Linked DNA regions of Homo sapiens: region 2 is linked to region 1. A link is an interaction called in ENCODE POLR2A ChIA-PET data of the cell type or tissue named here. Cell type or tissue: OCI-LY7. All regions are shown on one strand.

Region 1 (4,000 bases):
TAAAGTAGATAGAAGAAATAGAGTGACACAAAAAGACATGTAAAAAAGTGAACCATCTTTTCTCTCCCACAAACCACTCTCTCCTCCCCATATTCTCCATCTCATTTGAGTATCAATATGCAACCAGTCACCCAGGGCCATCATTTATGCCTCCCTCTCCCTTACAATTTAAGTTTTAGTACATCTAAGAATCATATAGAGGACTTGTTAAAAATGCAGGTTCTGTGGCCTACTCCAAGAAGATATGATTCAGTGAGTCTGGGCGAAACCCAGGAATCTGTCTTTTTAAGGATACCCAATATGGTGAAAGACTCACACTTTAAGAAAGAGTGTCCTATATCTGATCAATCTCTGTGTAGATTTTCAGTCTTATATGTCTCTTAAATTTATACTTTCTTCTCCCCACCCTCACTGTTTTAACTGTGGTCTTCATTTCCCTCCTACACTAATATTATAAGCTTCTAACCGTTTCTTTTTTCCTGAGTCATTCCTTCCAAGCCATCCTAAACAGAAAGCTTTCTAAACCACAGGCTTATGTGGGATAAGCAATGATCTGGCCCCCGACTATGGTATCTCCTCCTGTGCTGTCCAGAACTCGCATGTTGACACTGGAAAGGAAAAGGAAAGATGGATGAGAGAGACTGTGGTAAGCATGACTGAAATGTGTTCCCTTAATGGACATGGCAGAAGGAGACAAAGAAGTAAAAAAGCCATTCTTAAGATACCTAAGGTAAAAGGAACTACCCAGCTTTATAAAGGACTCCATGAACATACTCATGTCATTATTACTCTCAAGTTATCATTAGCATGAACTTAATGTCAGCAAGACCCTACATCTTAAGTGGTGTTAGGCGTGAATATTTCATCCAAAAAATAAAGCCAACTTTTAAAAAGTGATTATGAAGTATCAATGAAAGAGAATACAGACATACATGCGGCACTTGCCAACTAACATTTTCCCTTATGATAATGAGGCAAGACATCCACAAAATTCAAACATCATGCTTGCCAGATTTTTATGTTAGAAAAATTTAAGACCCAGATTGTAAAGACTACATGAAACTTAATATATTCATGTTGCCTTTGTTCATATGGGGTGAGGGGCACTGATTTATACCCCAATTAAAGAGGGACGAGAACTCCTCTGGCCTTGAGCACAGTTCCCTCTGACAACTCTGAAAGCCCGCCCATGTTGCATTTAAAAAGGTATCAAATGACACTGAAAGGGCGGGAGGTAGGCGAGCAAGTGAGTCACCCATCGCAGAGATGACTTGAGGGTCATACCAATACTGAATCTTAGAGTCAATAAACATATCTTACAAAGAAAATTAACTTCGGATTTCCTTTCAATCATGTATGATTTATAACTGTCATAACATTTTTAAAGTTATTGTTAGAAAGAAGCATTATTAGAGTAACTTTATCTTCACCTGCATTTGAAATAGATGGGGAAGAGTTTAAATTAGTTGAGTCCTAACAATTTAGGTGAGCAGAACATCCTATTTAGGGTGTGACTGTGCACCACACAACTGTCCAATGGCACTGTAACTGGGCTGCTCAACTAATCTGTACACCTGCCTATGCCTCTCCCTCGGGTCCTCTTCATCTGCTTCCTCCCACCACAGGGCACCTGACCTTGATTCCTGCCCAAGAATCCATTTGTAACACTGATGGCAACAACCTGCTTAATAAACGGCATTCAAGAAGTGAATTCCCAATGGCTGTGTGTTTCTGTAAATTTTAAATAATTTGATCGTTGTAAAAAGCCTCATAAGTTATTTTACCCTTCTATAGTATTTTTAAGTCTCTGCAGCAGCATAAAAGGGAATAGCTTCCCTTAGGTCACAGAATGAAAAGAACAGAGAAAAAGAGAGGCAGAAAGAGTGAGGGGGAAGGGTAAGAGAAAGGGAAAAACATGAATGAGAAAAAGCCAGGGGAATTAGAGGCTGGGTTTTCTGACAGCCCAGCATTTGTCTCCACGAGTCCACTTTAATGGATTCCAGGTGCATTCTGGGCTAAGCCGCCCAGCCTTCCTCACTGTAAGGTCATGAGAAGAAAACCTGATCTTTTTACTCACAGGGCTGTGGCTCCACATGTTTGAGGCCCAGCTACATTCTCCCGGCTTTTGATTTTCAGTTTTAACTTGCAATTTTGAGAAGTGAAAAACCCGAGAAACAGCTGCAGAGAACTGCATTTGAAGCCCAGCAGGCAATGCTGAGCAAGGCAGGCACACTCCTCATTTTCATACGTACAGCAATGAAACTGGTTCATTTCAATATGCTAGAGACCTTTTTTCTCTCTTTATATTTTATAATTATATTTTATTTTTGCAAATACACCCTCGGATGACACCATCCAGAAGTTTGCAATCACAGGCAAGAATTTAATACTCAGTCTGTTGCAAAAAAAAAAAAAAAACACAATTACTTCTCTGTCCAAAAGTTCAACTTTCTTTGTTTCCCTCACCAGTTCTCCTGATTTCCTGTAGCTAACTGGCTCCAATGCAAGAGTGAAGTAATTTCTTTCCTCTGTGATTTATTTTCTGTCTGATGATAAGTAAGGAAAAATACTATAAAGAGAGAACTAAAGAGTCACAACAAATACTTTTCAAAAACACAACTCCAGAGTGACAACATAGCTAAAATGGAGTACTGTGTACCAAGAAACCTAGCGAGAATAAAGTTATATATTCGTAACTATTCCTGTGTAATAATAACAAACTTTTTAGTAAAACTATGTGCCAGGCACATAATGCTAAGAGCTTTATATGCATTACTTCATTCAATCCTTGGGATGACCTTGTGTGGGAGGAATAACCCATATTTTACAGATGAAGAACCAAGTTTACAGAGTGTAAGGAACCTGTCAAAGGACATGTGGCTAACACAATGGCAGAGCCAAGATGCAAGGACAGATCCAAAGACCACTGGGCCAGACCTGTTCCTCAGGGTTTACAAATTAAGACAAGGAGCCATGAAAAGCCTGCTGCTTGGAAATGGATGCTGTATAATTCTATGTTATCAACCAGGGCTTGAACAATAAGTGATCTCAGTTACAATCCTATCCTAAACCTCTTTTAAATGCATTCATCTTCCCATATTATTAAGTGAAATATGGTAAACTTAACTGCACCTTTCTTAAGTGATTCAGGATCTGTAATGTTTTCCAATAATTATTTGAGTACATTTTGTTTGTTTGTTTTTAGCTCCGGAAAATCACTAAGAATTTGCTGAGGAGTGTAATGTTAAGCTCATAGCAACCCATCTACCAAGAGCTTGGCTAAGATTCATAAGGTATAGGGAGGCTGCCTGGTGGACAGGCAGTCATTTCATTTTTCTACACATGCAAAATTCTACCAAAGGATTAAGCTAGATTAGGAAAAAAGTAGCCTGGGCTACCCCATATATCCATCCTTTTCACCACCCCCACTCCCTCCCTGATCAAGGTTTTAGTAAACTTTGCTTTGGAGATCCTCCATCGAGGGATACACATATGAGCAAAACAGGCATGGTCCCGCTCTCAGGTCAGTCTGGTGTAAAGAAATAACACTGTGCAATTCATCATACGTACACTGCAAGGATGAGAAGGCTGCGAGGGTTCTTCATAAAAGCCCTATGGGAAACTTCCTTCTGATCCTTGGGCCAAGAGAGTAGTCAGTTCTACAGAGTAACTGATCCCATAGTCACTGTAAACTTCAATATTGACTAAGCCTACTTTCTTTGCTACGAAAACCAACCAACCAACCAACCAAACCCCTCAGTGTCCACCTGTGGCCCACTCATGGTGCGTTTTAGATGCCTTTTAGCAACTGTCACATTCCTTGTCCAGTCAATGTCTCCAGTCTTTCCCCCCTCTTTTCTTTCTCAGCTACTTCTAATTTGAAGCACAATATTTTATGCTTCCTTAATCTTCTAGGGGAAAAGTTACAGTAGAACTTTATTGCTGATATTTTTTATTAAATTAAAATTATTAAATTTTATTAATTTAATAAAATTTATTA
Region 2 (4,000 bases), 86 kb before region 1:
ATAGCCTCAATTTTTAAATCTAAATTAATTAAAATTAAACTGAATTTAAAATTCAGTCACACTAGTCACATTTTACATGTTTGATAGCTATGTGTGTCTAGTGGCTACTCTAATGGACGGCACTGGTCTAGAATTCCCAGTCAAAGTTTTGTTTTGTCTCCTTGACCTTTGACACAAAGAATGAATGGAGAGGATCCAGTACCATGGAGAGAAAGAGAGGAGATGGGTAGAAAAGAAAAAAATCAAAGAAAACCAGGGCAATAAGACTGTCAGAGACCCATGAAATGGTCTCTCTCCACCAACTGAGCGGTGACGCATAGAAACAATAGAGATTACACATCCTCCCCTGGGCTCCAAGTGTGTTTTCATCACCATTGTGTAAAGCTGGGTTTCTCTGATAAAGGGCTTGAGGAAGTTACACAGCATAACTACACAGCATAACTACAGGGTTATATAATATTTTTATTTTATATTATTTTATATTTTTATTTTATAAAAGCCTTTACTCTGAACCCAAAACCTTGATTAAAGCAGAGGTTTTTTTGTCACCTCAGCAAAGCAAAAGGGGAGGAAATGTTTGGGGCAGAGACGTAGCGCAATGCTCTTAAGTGACTACACCAGATATTGCCCAAGCTATTAACTGAGGAGGTCTCCTTTGGTTATCTATTCACTGTTTGCAGTTGCTAGGAATCAGAAATACCTCCCTCAGCGTCCTGCAGACTTACTTATTGTCTTCTCAAACCTCTCAGTTTCATTTATTAGCTGTTAGGAGCCTGGATCTGTTTAGCAGTTGGAATGAATGATGGTGAATAAGTGGAAAGTTTCCTCTTCTCCCTGTTTATGAGAGACAAAAGGAGAAATTTGGAAAATCAAATGCTTGAAGTAAGAGGACGATATTAAAACTTTTGTAACCAGAGACTACTTTAAGAAAAATCTGCTACTACTTTAACAAAGATCTGCTAAATGTTAACTAACACAGTAAATGCTAAGTGTCATTGTTAAGTGTCTCCCACTGGGCTGTAGACTCTGGGTGGTTGTAACACTTCAGTTTACTTCACCAGCTTTGGAAGTTAATATCTCTTCAGTAACACTGGAAGAGTCTGTGATGGATGCATCCTCCCAGCTCTGGAAACTTCATGTGACAAAAGACTCTGTATGCTTCTTATTAAGAGAGAAAGCCAAATTTTATTTACTCCACTTAGTTGCATATTCCTTGAAAAATCTGACCAGTGTCTGCATTTCTTCATCCTAATAAACCTTCCAGAACTTTAGCTGGACATAACCAGTGGTTGACCAGTAGGGTCTATGACAAACCACCAACAGACAGGAAGGGATATAGCAGGTATAATGTACCAGTGTGTGATCTCAGAAGGAAATGGTCAATTCTTATTCAGTTAGCAAGTGTCACCCTAACATTGAAAACAAGGCACAGCCACAATAATCATTAGCAAAATTTTATTTTCATTAGAAAGGAAGAGCTAAACAAAACAAATCAAAAGTTGGAGCCCCTTCACAAAAAAAAAAAAAGTCAAGAAATAGACCTTCTGGGGGTAATTCTTGTTCTCCCTTGAACCCAGGCTCTGTCTTTCCCAATTAAATCTTTATTTGTGTCCCAGGGATGAAGCCAACTTGATTGTGGTGGATAAGCATTTTGATGTGTTGCTGGATTTAGTTTGCCAGTATTTTATTGAGGATTTTTCTATCGATGTCTATCAGGGATATTGGCCTGGAATTTTCTTTTTTGTTGCATCTCTGCCAGGTTTTGGTATCAGGATGATGCTGGCCTTACAAAATAAGTTAGGGAGGATTCTCTCTTTTTCTATTGTTTGGAATAGTTTCAGAAGGAATGGTACCGGCTCCTCTTTTCATCTCAGGTAGAATTTGGCTGTGAATCCATCTGGTCCTGGACTTTTTTTGGTTGGTAGGCTATTAATTACTGCCTCAATTTCAAAACTTGTTATTGGTCTATTCAGGAATTCAACTTCTTCCTGTTTAGTCTTGGGAGGGTGTATATGTCCAGGAATTTATCCATTTCTTCTAGATTTTCCAGTTTATTTGTTGAAATCTTTTTCCAGTTGATTTGGGCTGGAGAGTTCTGTAGATGTCTATTAGGTCCACTTGGTCCAGAGCTGAGTTCAAGTCATGAATATCCTTGTAAATTTTCTTTCTTATTGATCTAATAGAGGTGTTTATAGTATTCTCTGATCATAGTTTGTATTTCTATGGGATCAGTGGTGATATCCCCCTTATCATTTTTTATTGTGTCTATTTGATTCTTCTCTCTTTTCTTTTTTATTAGTTTAACTAGTGATCTATCTATTTTGTTAATCTTTTCAAAAACCAGCTCCTGGATTCACTGATTTTTTTGAAGAGTCTTTCATGTCTCTGTCTCTGTCAGTTCTTCTCTGATCTTAGTTATTTCTTGTCTTCTGCTATCTTTTGAATTTATTTGCTCTTGCTTCTCTAATTATTTTAATTGTGATGTTTGGGTGTCAATTTCAGATCTTTCCTGCTTTCTGATGTGGGCATTTAGTTCTATAAATTTCCCTCGTGACACTGCTTTAGCTGTATCCCAGAGATTCTGGTATGTTGTCTCTTTGTTCTCATTGGTTTCAAATAACTTATTTATTTCTGCCTTAATTTCGTTATTTACCCAGTAGTCATTGAGGAGCAGGTTGTTCAATTTCCATGTAGTTGTCTGGTTTTGAGTGAGTTTCTTATTCCTGAGTTTTAATTTGATTGCACTGTGGTCTGAGAGACAGTTTGTTATGATTTCTGTTCTTTTGCATTTGCTGAGGAGGGTTTTACTTCCAATTATGTGGTCAATTTTAGAATAAGTGTGATGTGGTCCTGAGAAGAATGTATATTCTGTTGATTTGGGGTGGAGAGTTCTGTAGATGTCTATTAGGTCCGCTTGGTCCAGAGCTGAGGTCAAGTCCTGGATATCCTTGTTAATTTTCCTTTTGATCTGTCTAATATTGACAGTGGTGTATTAAAGTCTCCCATTATTATTGTGTGGGAGTCTAAGTCTCTTTGTAGGTCTCTAAGAACTTCTTTTATGAATCTGGGTGTTCCTGTACTGGGTGCATATATATTTAGGATAGTTAGCTCTTGTTGTTGCATTGGTCCCTTTACCATTATGTATTGCTCTTTTTTGTCTTTTTCTATCTTTGTTGGCTTAAAGTCTGTTTTATCAGAGACTAGGATTGCAACCCCTGCTTTTTTTTTTGCTTTCCATTTGCTTGGTAAATCTCCTTCCATCCCTTTATTTTGATCCTATGTATGTCTTCACACATGAGATAGGTCTCCTGAATACAACACACTGATGGGTCTTGACTCTTTATCCAATTTGCCTGTCTGTGTCTTTTACTTGGGGCATTTAGCCCATTTACATTTAAGGTCAATTAAATGTATGTGTTATGTGTGAATTTGATCCTGTCACCATGATGCTAGCTAGTTATTTTGCACATTAGTTGATGCGGTTTCTTCATAGTATCATTGGTCTTTATATTTTGGTGTGTTTTTCCAGTGGCTGGTACCGGTTTTTCCTTTCCATATTTAGTGCTTCCTTCAGGAGCTCTTGTAAGGCAGGCCTGGTGGTGACAAAATCCCTCAGCATTTGCTTCTCTGGAAAGGATTTTATTTCTCCTTCACAAGGCTGGTTCAACATATGCAAATCAATAAAGTAATCCATTACATAAATAGAACTAGTGACAAAAACCACATGATTATCTCAATAGATGCAGAAAAGGCCTTCGATATAATTCAACATCCCTTCATGCTAAAAACAATCAATAAACTGGGTATTGATGGAACACATCTCAAAATAATAAGAGCTATTTATGAGAAACCCATAGCCAATATCATACTGAATGGGCAAAAGCTGGAAGCATTCCCTTTGAAAACTGGCACAAGACAAGGATGCCCTCTCTCACCACTCCTATTCAACATAGTATTGGAAGTTCTGGCAAGAGCAATCAGGCAAGAGAAAGAAATTAAG

Evidence for each region. Peaks named below come from ENCODE experiments on the same cell type or tissue, not always from the same donor. Only the 100,000 strongest peaks of a DNase experiment are listed, where the experiment ranks them.
Region 2: POLR2A ChIA-PET joins it to region 1 with 5 read pairs; 3 of 35 experiments call an interaction of 5 or more read pairs at or near these places.

The regions. Positions count from the first base shown.
Region 1 is chr6:116,403,405-116,407,404 of GRCh38, reverse strand. All of the region lies in intron 2 of DSE (dermatan sulfate epimerase), which reads right to left. Among named protein-coding and RNA genes, the nearest start is that of DSE, 34 kb to the right of the region's middle. RefSeq lists a silencer at 1,112-1,321 and an enhancer at 2,285-2,334. In OCI-LY7, no CTCF peak of the experiment used is centred here; DNase peaks (open chromatin) are centred at 1,224, 1,574 and 2,134; H3K4me3 peaks cover 1,489 bases; H3K27ac peaks cover 2,557 bases.
Region 2 is chr6:116,489,133-116,493,132 of GRCh38, reverse strand. No RefSeq gene overlaps it. Among named protein-coding and RNA genes, the nearest start is that of CALHM5, 21 kb to the left of the region's middle. In OCI-LY7, no CTCF peak of the experiment used is centred here; no DNase peak of the experiment used is centred here.